3 separate regions of the Homo sapiens genome follow, and all the other regions are linked to region 3. A link is a contact called in ENCODE Hi-C or POLR2A ChIA-PET data. All regions are on one chromosome and are shown on one strand. The core of a region is the stretch at or near the end of the contact, and the rest is flanking DNA. Distances in the headings are between cores, read along the strand shown.

What was found. A loop is a pair of places that touch in the nucleus more often than their neighbours do. ChIA-PET counts read pairs that join two places held with the same protein, here RNA polymerase II (POLR2A). Pooled maps may share reads with other maps.
Region 1: a loop to region 3 is called in a map of PC-3, with 2.4 times the contacts of the local background. The contact joins the promoter of LINC02871 here to the enhancer-like site in region 3. A Hi-C loop is called at or near these places in 4 of 168 maps with a recorded cell type or tissue (PC-3, Right ventricle myocardium inferior, aorta and 1 more), 1 of 37 single-sample maps with no recorded cell type and 4 of 50 pooled maps.
Region 2: a map of chondrocyte shows a loop between it and region 3 (2.0-fold over the local background). The contact joins two enhancer-like sites. A Hi-C loop is called at or near these places in 1 of 168 maps with a recorded cell type or tissue (chondrocyte) and 3 of 50 pooled maps. POLR2A ChIA-PET finds 5 or more read pairs at or near these places in 1 of 52 experiments (A673).

The regions. Positions count from the first base shown.
Region 1 is chr20:11,025,175-11,028,237 of GRCh38, reverse strand. It overlaps LINC02871 (long intergenic non-protein coding RNA 2871), which reads right to left and starts at 1,694. Exons shown (of 4, transcript NR_146878.1): 1 at 1,664-1,694; 2 at 332-487; 3 at 1-76.
Region 2 is chr20:10,981,578-10,984,922 of GRCh38, reverse strand. No RefSeq gene overlaps it. Among named protein-coding and RNA genes, the nearest start is that of LINC02871, 43 kb to the left of the region's middle. Within about 2 kb of position 2,087, at least 8 of the 41 ENCODE cell types and tissues checked have a DNase peak (open chromatin) inside an H3K27ac peak, as active enhancers do.
Region 3 is chr20:10,557,346-10,560,301 of GRCh38, reverse strand. All of the region lies in intron 3 of SLX4IP (SLX4 interacting protein), which reads right to left. Among named protein-coding and RNA genes, the nearest start is that of MIR6870, 91 kb to the left of the region's middle. RefSeq lists an enhancer at 1,180-1,559. Within about 2 kb of position 1,446, at least 8 of the 41 ENCODE cell types and tissues checked have a DNase peak (open chromatin) inside an H3K27ac peak, as active enhancers do; they include PC-3 and ascending aorta, where a contact is called at or near this core.

The DNA.
Region 1 (3,063 bases), core at 445-2,944, 470 kb before region 3:
TAGGTCTCCTTCTGTATTCTGAACAGGGCTATAAAAAGTGTCTTCATCACAGTTTGAAAAATGCCAACCAAGATCACTGTTTGAGAGATGAGTTAAGATATATAAAGCATTGTATCTAAAGTGAGCAGTGTGTATAAAATGGCACTCATTAATTTTCAAAGCATTGTATCTAAAGTGAGTAGTGTATATATAATGGCACTCCTTAATTTTCAATCTATTCATTAAAAAGTATATCAGAGGAAAAAGAAAAATTAAATTAACTTACTTTCCTCAAAATTGGAATACAGAAAAATATTATTTAATGGAAAAAATGTATTTGATATAAACTTACAGAAGTATGTCCATTCCAGATTAGCAATTATCTCTCCAAGACTACTCATGAAAGGGGCAAATTGGAGCCAGTATTAAAGGTATGATGATTTGTTTCCTTCAACTAATAAGACCCCAGGGCCTCCCACAGGACTCCTTGCAGCCTTCTCCCTCAAACCTTTCAAAACACAGAGTATAATATTAGGCACACCTGAAAGGAACAAAAAAAAACTGAGCCAAAGCAAGATAAAGGGAATATGTATACAAATATCTCAGCAGTTTCCAGGTTGACCCCATCCAACAAGTTTCCACTTGTTCTTTTGACCCTGGGAATCTACTTATAATAATTTTTACTTGAAAGGTGGGAGTTACATTTGAAGCAATATGAGAAAATTCTCAAAGCAGCAAAAATAAAATTGTTCTTTGCCTTGGCCGGCCATAATTACTTCATTGCTATGACATATGACATCATAGTTAGTCCTCAGGCTCGGGGGTGTTTCTAATGAGCTGGAGTTGGAAGGGTCCCAGTGGAATGCAGTGAACCAAAAGACCCACTGTTCTTCCAAATTCCAACATGATATCAGGAGGGAAAACAAAGGGCTCTTCAAGATTCAGAGGTCAACCTGTTCAGCATCGCATCAAAAGGTGGCAATAAGGCAAAAGGAGGTTTCAGGGCATAGGAAAAGGCCACTGTCACCTATTTCTACATCTAATTCAACAACAATGATACTGAATATGAATATTTTCAGTAATTTATGAGACCAAATTTGAGTATTTTGAAAATATTCTGTTAACTTGATATGTTATCACATTGGATCCTTGCCACAGGACTGTGTCCAAGGGAAAATTATTGGTTGCCAGTGCATACATACTATTTTAAATAAATGACTTTGTAATGAAAAATTTAAAACTATACATAGGGAAATAATGAAAACAGTGACAAATATGTTTATCCAGCACATGAGCGAGGTCCTTTTCTGCTCCCTTAGCACAAAGGACCCTCAGAGGTGCAGCCACCTTCCCGGGGGCCCATATGAGCCATTCACCATATACTCCCTTCTGGGAATATGTCTAATGATTTAGCCAATTTATCAGCAAGACAGCCCAGTGGCTAATGCCAGCATCAACTCACCAGAGGTCACAGAAGCTAACAGAAGCCTCTTCCATAGGGCAAAAGTCTTTGAAATGGACATGAGTATCTCTTTCCTAGTCCTGTCACTGGCCCCCAGTGCCCAGCTGGTTTAGGGTACTTAGACAAACTTCTTGCCTTAGAAATCTCCAAACAAAAATGACCAATAGTATTCAGTTTTTTAAAAGACTCACACATTTCAGGACAGACTGATTCAACACATACCCTGCTACAAGAAGGTTGGAGCAAAGAGGAGATATATACTTCCTCTGGACTTCTCAGACATGCTATAAATGTTTTTTGGCAAATCCCAAGATGAGATCACAATTATGGTGGAAGAGTTTAGTACAATTACCTAAAAAATTTTTTTAAAAAGTAGAAAAATATAACTAGAAATATAAAAGATTTGAATAAATAACAGCTTTGACATAATATATCTGAATAAAGACTTTTATAGCCAACAAACATAGACTATATATCATTTTATTGTTATATAGTGAAAAATTTTCAAACACATGAAAGTATAGAGCACAGGATAGTGAAATTTCAATGTGCCCATTAGGTGGCTTCAACAATTATTAATATCATGTAATCCTAATTTTCTTCATTTCTCACCAGTTACTTCTATCCTCCTCATGTTTCTCTCCCTCGTCCTCTTTTTTTCTTATGGAGTAATAGAATATATATTTTTTAAACGCTTGTGGTCGAATGGTTGCAAAACATGGCTCCAATTCTTCACACACCTACACATATCCTTGCTCTTTTCCATGTCACTTTTCAGTGCTGTCTCAACATGAGCAGCATAACCTTCCAACCCCCTGACTCTGAGCACAGATATGCAACTTATTTTAACCCAAACAATATTAGCAGGAGTATCAGAGAACTGAAAATGTGCTTCTGCCTTTTTTTGGTCTCTGCAATCCCATGAGGAAATTCCTAATCTACCTGACTAGAAGTTGAATGTCCTTGTTATCCTAGCTGAGGCCAGCCTAGATCAGCCAAGAGCCACTCAGCTCCCAGACCATCAGACGATCCTAGCCAAAAGCAGCAGAAATTTCCAACCAACCATCCCTGGACTGTGAGTAGTAAGTGCTTATTGTTGCATGCAGCTGATAATTTGTGGTCGTTTCATAGCATTACATAATGGTAGATACATGACACAGAACCTAAGAATTATATGTACTATTTATTTTTTGTCAAAACATAAAAGGAAGCACACAAAAACACCACCCCCCCATACATACACAAAAATATTGGGTAGAAGATAGATAGATAATATTTTAATTACTCAAAAAAAAATCACATAACAAAGTAGATGTTAATATTAAAACAGAAAGTAAGTGAAAGAAGAGAGAACAAAGTAAGAGGTGGTAGTCCTGCCTTTTGAGCTTTGTGCTGGACAGAGTTGCTGGTAGCCTAAATTCAACTCCTGCAGGAACATGTGGCCTTTCACAACCAGAGACAAAAGCTGGGGCCACTGTATGAGTCGGGGTTATATTTAAGGCCGCTGGAGAAGAAAGATTGACTGAGAAAAACAGCCACCACCCCACATACATTTATGTGGTCAACTGATTTTCAGTAAGGGTGCCAAGACAATTCAATAGGGGAAAGGAGTAGTCTTTTCC
Region 2 (3,345 bases), core at 838-3,337, 420 kb before region 3:
ATTGAGAGGAGGATGGGGGCGCAGGGAAAGACAGGCCCTCTTCCACTTAAAAATGTTGAGAGCAGCCCTTGTTTGCAGCCTGTGCTGCAGCTGCCATCGCCTGCAGCCCCCCTAAGGACAGGGTGAATCTGAAGGCAGTGACATGGTGAGGTGATTTGATAGCCTTTAGAATTTCTCATTCTACCTTTTGGGGAGTGTATGTCAAACAGAGGTTCAGGTTCATTCTAAAGAAGGGATTAAAAAAAGCAAGACATCTTAGGAAAGATAGGTAAGTGGCAATCACATTGGCACACCTGCCATTTAAACTGCTCTACCTGTAATTCTCTTTTCTGCGGTAACGGCAAAGGATGGACAAAGGCCACACCCACCTGCAGCTGCTCCTTAGAGCAATAGTTCTCAAAGTACAGTCCCCTGGGCTAGCAGCACAGGCATCCTCCCAGGAACATGTTAGAGATGTATGATCTGAGGCCCCACCCCAGGCCTGCTCAGTCAGAAACCTTCGGCGTAGGGCCAGCAATCTGAGCTGTAACAAGTTCTCCAAGTGATTCTGGTACCCACTAAAGTCTGAGAATTCCAACCATGTTGAGATGTTCATATACCTGCTGTATACATGCCATCCAGGCCTGAGATCAAGCTCTCTGCTACGAGCTACAAGGCCCTCATGACCTGACTGCGACATACAAGCTCCAGTCACAAATGTCACCTTCACCTACCTCTGCTAGGCCCAGTTTGTGCCCTCCTTGAGGACTTTTCCTGCAACCTGCTCATGCTTTGCTCTTTAACTCATTCAGTTTTTTTTGTTCAAATGTCAAACCATTTGTAAAGTAGCTTCCACCACAGACACCCTTTAAGTATCTGCCAATAGATACTGTCTAGGATTATTCTTGCAGCAGCTTTCCAAGATGAGCGATCATATTTCTCATGAGTTTGTTTGTACATTTAGGGCCCATACTCCCCAGAAAGAATGTAAAGCTCTATTAGTATAGGCACCAAGTGTTTTATACCTACTCTTCCAATATATGCACTTCCCATGTCCAAAACGTTCAGCGTAGGCCAGACGTGGTGGCTCACGCCTGTAATCCCAGCACTCTGGGAGGCCAAGGCGGGTGGATTGCTTGAGTCCAGGAGTTCAAGACCAGCCTGGGCAACATAGAAAACCCCATCTCTACTAAAAATACAAAAAAATAGCTGGGCATTGTGGCACATGCCTGTAATCCCCGCTACTCGGGAGGCTGAGGTGGTAGGACCACCTGCGACTGGGAGGTTGAGGCTGCAGCGAGGCAAGATTGCACCACTACACTCCAGCCTGGACAACCAGATTAAGACCCTGTCTCAAAGAAAAAAAAAATGTTCAGCATAGATACTTTCTTCTCCCACCCCTTCTCAGAACCTATTCTCACTCACATTGTTATAAATAAATGCAAATGCAGAGAAGAGAAAATATTTACATTAGGAATTTTTTAAATTCAAATTTCAGGCATCTTTCAATAAGTGCTGTCTAGCCTAGTAAATGTTTGGCAAGGTCAAGTGGGGCCCCTAAAATACTATCCCTTAGGCATCTAACAAAGGGCCTATAATGTTTTCCAATAGAGGAGCTTATAGAACAAATGTTTCCTTTATCCCAAGCACAAGATTGCCTTTGCTCTAAGAAACTGTGTCTGTTAAGAGCTAGATAGGCAAGTCATAATCAAAATTCAGAGCCTATACTAACTACATATCTAATTATGGAACATGTATTTATACTTTCTATCTCCCTTTTATCTTCATATGTGTTTCTTAAAGCTCAACTTTGAGACAGAAATGTGAATTTGAAGAGGTGTGACTGAGGATTCTGGGGCTCAGCCACAATGCGGCAGGTTATTTTATTGGTCTTTCAACAAAATATGCTTGAATGGCGTTAATTTTGCTTCCGTAATGGCTTAAATGCATCCAAGAGGCATTAGAGTCACTCACTCTTAGCAAAGATGGAAGAATAACACAGATGACAGTGCATTTAGAAAGAGGCAGACAGTGCCCGTGCTGGCTCCAGTCCTCTGTCATCAGAGATATGAGCTCTAGGTTGGCCGCTGAGCATTAGCCCATGTAGCCTGAGATGAGTTCATGGGGCTGGAATTCAAAACACTAACCAGCTGTGGGAACCCAGTGAGAAGCCTGTCACACTGAATGGTATCCAGATTAGAGCTGTGAGAATTTGGGAAAACCCTCCTCGCTAAATAAGTGTACTTCTTCATCTTCTTTCTTTCTTTCCTTTTTAAGTTTGCAATGTTTGACACAACCCTGAACCTATAGCCATGCATATTAACAATGGAGAAAAGGCAACTCTAAAAATGTTTGTTGAAGCAATGAGGGGACGTCGTAAGACTGAGTGGATGTTGGATGACCTTGTAATTATAATTTTTAGGTGTGATAATAGCATTAGGTTTATGCAGCAAAATATCCATAACTCTTTAGAGATGTGTAATGTGGAATGTAGGGGTGAAATAAAATGACACTTGGAATTTGCTTTTAAATAATTCAGAAAAAAACAGAGAGGAAAAGGAATAGATTAAACAAGTGTTGCAAGCCCTCAGTAATTGTTGAATCCGAAGTGGATTGTGAGGGTTTAAAAGAATATTCTCTCTCCTTGTAAAAGTACGTTTCAAAATAAACATAATAAAATTTATTATAAAAAAGGAAAGATAAATAATGCTAGACCAAAGGAAAAGTTATTTTCTCAGGAATGTAAAAATGCTTTTTCAGCTAAGGATTTTTCTCAAGGCCAGCCACTGTCAAATAAATAATCCACAAATTCAAAAAATGATAAACTTGTGTTCTTGGGTTTTGGAGTCTTAAGGACTCCCTTCCATGATTTATGCATTGATAGGAGTAGGCAGAAAAACTTCAATAAATGAACCAGAAAGTGGAAATGGCACATTACTTTATTTGCTACTAGATTGTCAAATACTGTTTGTAGCATTGGCCATAATGGGAATAGAACAAGATAGAGATTTGGGGTCCCATGTCTGCTTCTGTATTTTTTCCCATGAGTCCCTGTCTGACTTTCAGTGAACATGTTTATACTTCAGTTTCCACATCTGTAAAATCACAAGGTTCTACAATGTTAGAGCTAAGGTTTCTTTCAGGCCTGAAAGTAAAAATTCCAGATTATATTAGTAAATCTGCTTCAGTAACATGGGATATTAAAAAAAAGGTCAAGTTCTAGATATGAACTGGCAAATCAGGAGACCGCAAATTTATTCAGCCCTATTGAATTCTCAACACAGAAAACCCAAGTGTAACAACCTTTGCTCTTAAGAAAGTCTGACTGGCAAAAGAAATAATATAGAAAATAAACAGGTTTCAAAA
Region 3 (2,956 bases), core at 197-2,696:
CTGGCATCAAGGGCCCCAGGGAAACACCCAGTGTGGCCAGGGGACTGTAGACAGGGATGGGGCCAGGAGTAAGGGCATATTCATCCACTGCTGGTGCAACGGCATGGGGAACCCACACCACAGCCCAGTCAACAGCAAGCAGCCCCCCATGGTTTTAGGGGACTGTTTCATGTTTATAGGCACAGTGTTGCTAGATCTTTGTTCAAAAGGAGTCAGAAACAGTAATTTTTATATAAACTATCCCATTTTTCAAACTTGGTCTAAAAATTTTTAAAAATCTAAACACCATCATTCATTAGTTTCTGGTCTTGGGTTTACAAATCTACTCAAGAAGGAAACTGTTGAGCAGTGAGTTAAGCAGAGAACTGGAAATCACTAATCCTATTTTCTTCTACGCTCTTGTTGATGATACTGTATATGCCTTTGTTTTTGTAAAAACGTACTACACTCATGTACTAACAGTGAAAATAATATAATTTCTCTAAAGTAGATTAACATTTATTAGGCGACAGAAACACATGGTTTTAATTCAATTTCAGTATTCCTTATCACTAGTAAGTTTCAGGATAGGTCAATTGTTTTATTGTTTTGGTGTTATTTATAATAAAGGTAAACAAAAATTTAAGCCCAACACAATGGGAAGATACTCTTTGCAGTTGTTTCCTGCACTAACAGGAAATTGTGACCTAATGTAGAAAAAGAGAGTAAAATCATACACAAATCTAAATTTCTTAATTTAGATTAAGAACTGATGTATAAGAACTGATGATTCCTGTTTAATTCCCAAAGACTGCAGAAAACTCAGAGTTGCCCAGGTCACCTCAAACCTGTTTTGCTGGTTTCTTGCAATGTCATCTCAGGTTGATCTCTTAGAATCTTCACAAATTAAAACAACAAAATTTTTAGCTGTTCTAAAGAGCAATGATAGCAAAACTTTTCCTTTATTAAAAACACTTGTACTCCTCAAACAATATAGAAAACCCTTGATTTAACTCATGAGTGTGAGTTTCTAGATAAAGTACAAACACTGGTTTCCTCTCTCCTGCTTTTCATGTTGCAGCCTAAAGATGCAGTGCCTCATGGAATACAGAGATATCCCTTTACAGTTGAGTGTTTCGGCATTGTTCACACAACAAAAAGGCAGCCTTGCCGCCTCATAGGTTTTTTTTTTTTTAAAAAACAATTAAAGAATTTTGCTTCACATGCAGAGTTCAACTATGACTGGGCTAGAAAATATGTGAAAGACATACATGGAAACAAGGATTGCTAAAATTTGGCTATAAATGCCCTATAAGGCTAAAACTAAAAATAGCATGACAAAAATAAAGCAAAGGCTCATACACACAAACTTTCTCCCTCTAGCTGTGGGGCTTTCCTTCTGTGAGTCAGTTTGACGAATGCAAGGTAGACCAAGTGCAGTGTGATAGACACCAGTAACCGACCACACCACACGTCATGAAGCTTTCTCTTCAGAACCACAACAATGCAAGAAAAGAAAACTTCTCAGCTACCTTTGAGGGGCAGATAAGAAGAACAAGTTAAAATCAGTGCTCAAGACAGAGATGCAGAGGGCATCTCTAGGCTAACGGGCTGTGCTCGCTTCCTCGAGTTGACACATGGAACAGTTTGACTTCAACTGTTTGGGTACAAAGACTACTCGTGCTGCACTCAAAATAAACATATGTTAATACATGTAATTAGTTCTTTTTTCTAAAAAGGAACTGGATATTCTTAGGCTTTCACTGTATAAAATGACTGTTAAAATGGAATCAAATTGGTTGCTCATAAAATCCCAATCATGAGAGGATCTAAGGATAAAGAAGATGAAAGCCTGGGGACACTGAACCTAAGCTAAAGTCATAGCCTTTCTTCAACTAGCTTTTCTCCTTTCTTACGCACACACAAATGATCCCAGAGGAATTTTAACATCAGCGAATTGTTTTTTTTTTTTTTTTTTTTTGAGACAGGGTCTCACTCTGCCACCCATGGTGGAGTTCAGTGGCATGATCACAACTCTCACTGCAGCCTTAACCTCCTGGGCTCAAGTGATCCCCCCACCTCAGCCTCCAGAGTAGCTGGGATTCCAGACACAAGCCACCACATCTGGCTAATTTTTATACTTTTTATAGAGATGGGGGTTCACCATGTTGCCCAGGCTGGTCTTGAACTCCTAGACTCAGGCAATCCGCCTGCCTTGGGCTCCCAAAGTGCTGGGATTACAGGTGTGTGTCACTGCACCTGGCCAATATACATTTTAAAAGGGCAAATTAAAGAAGCAGCAGCAAACCGACCATTTGGTTTTGAGAGGCAAGCTCAGCCTGCTACAGCGACCTGCCCCTTGCAGCTGCCAGTGCAGCACTGCTCTGCAGGTCCTGTCATGCACTGCACAGCTTTGCTAAGTCATGCCCTGCTGCCCTCAAGTAGGTACTATGAGCATCCACGCAGCTGCATGTGGCTCCTAAAAAAACAAAAACCTAGCCTCACGCTTTGGCTATGAGGTGATTCACACACCCAGGGCTTTATTCTAAAGCATTCCAAATTAACTGAATCTTGGGCAAAACGGACTCAATATTAACAAGAAAGGTCTAAGGCCGATAAAGGTCTAAGGTGGCAAAGCCGAAAGGGAATGGAGAACAGGCCTGGAATGGTGGATTCCATAACATTGTTAATTTAAGTCAAGTCAGAAGATTTTGGGGTGAGGTCCCCTTGGGTGACTATTGGTCACTTTGGGGAAACGAGTGAACAGTTTTGAATCACAGCAACATGCGTTAGTAAGCTAGGAGTGGAATTATATGAAGGTAAGTGGCAGTAGGAGATGTTGATTGACTTGCTAAATATTTAAAAGTCCTGAAGAGAAGAGTCCACAGTTATTTACCTGAATGATAAATCCCACCATACAGAACCTTGTGCCTTCCTTTTCTCAGCTTTAGGTCACCAGGTATTCTTTGCAAAATAA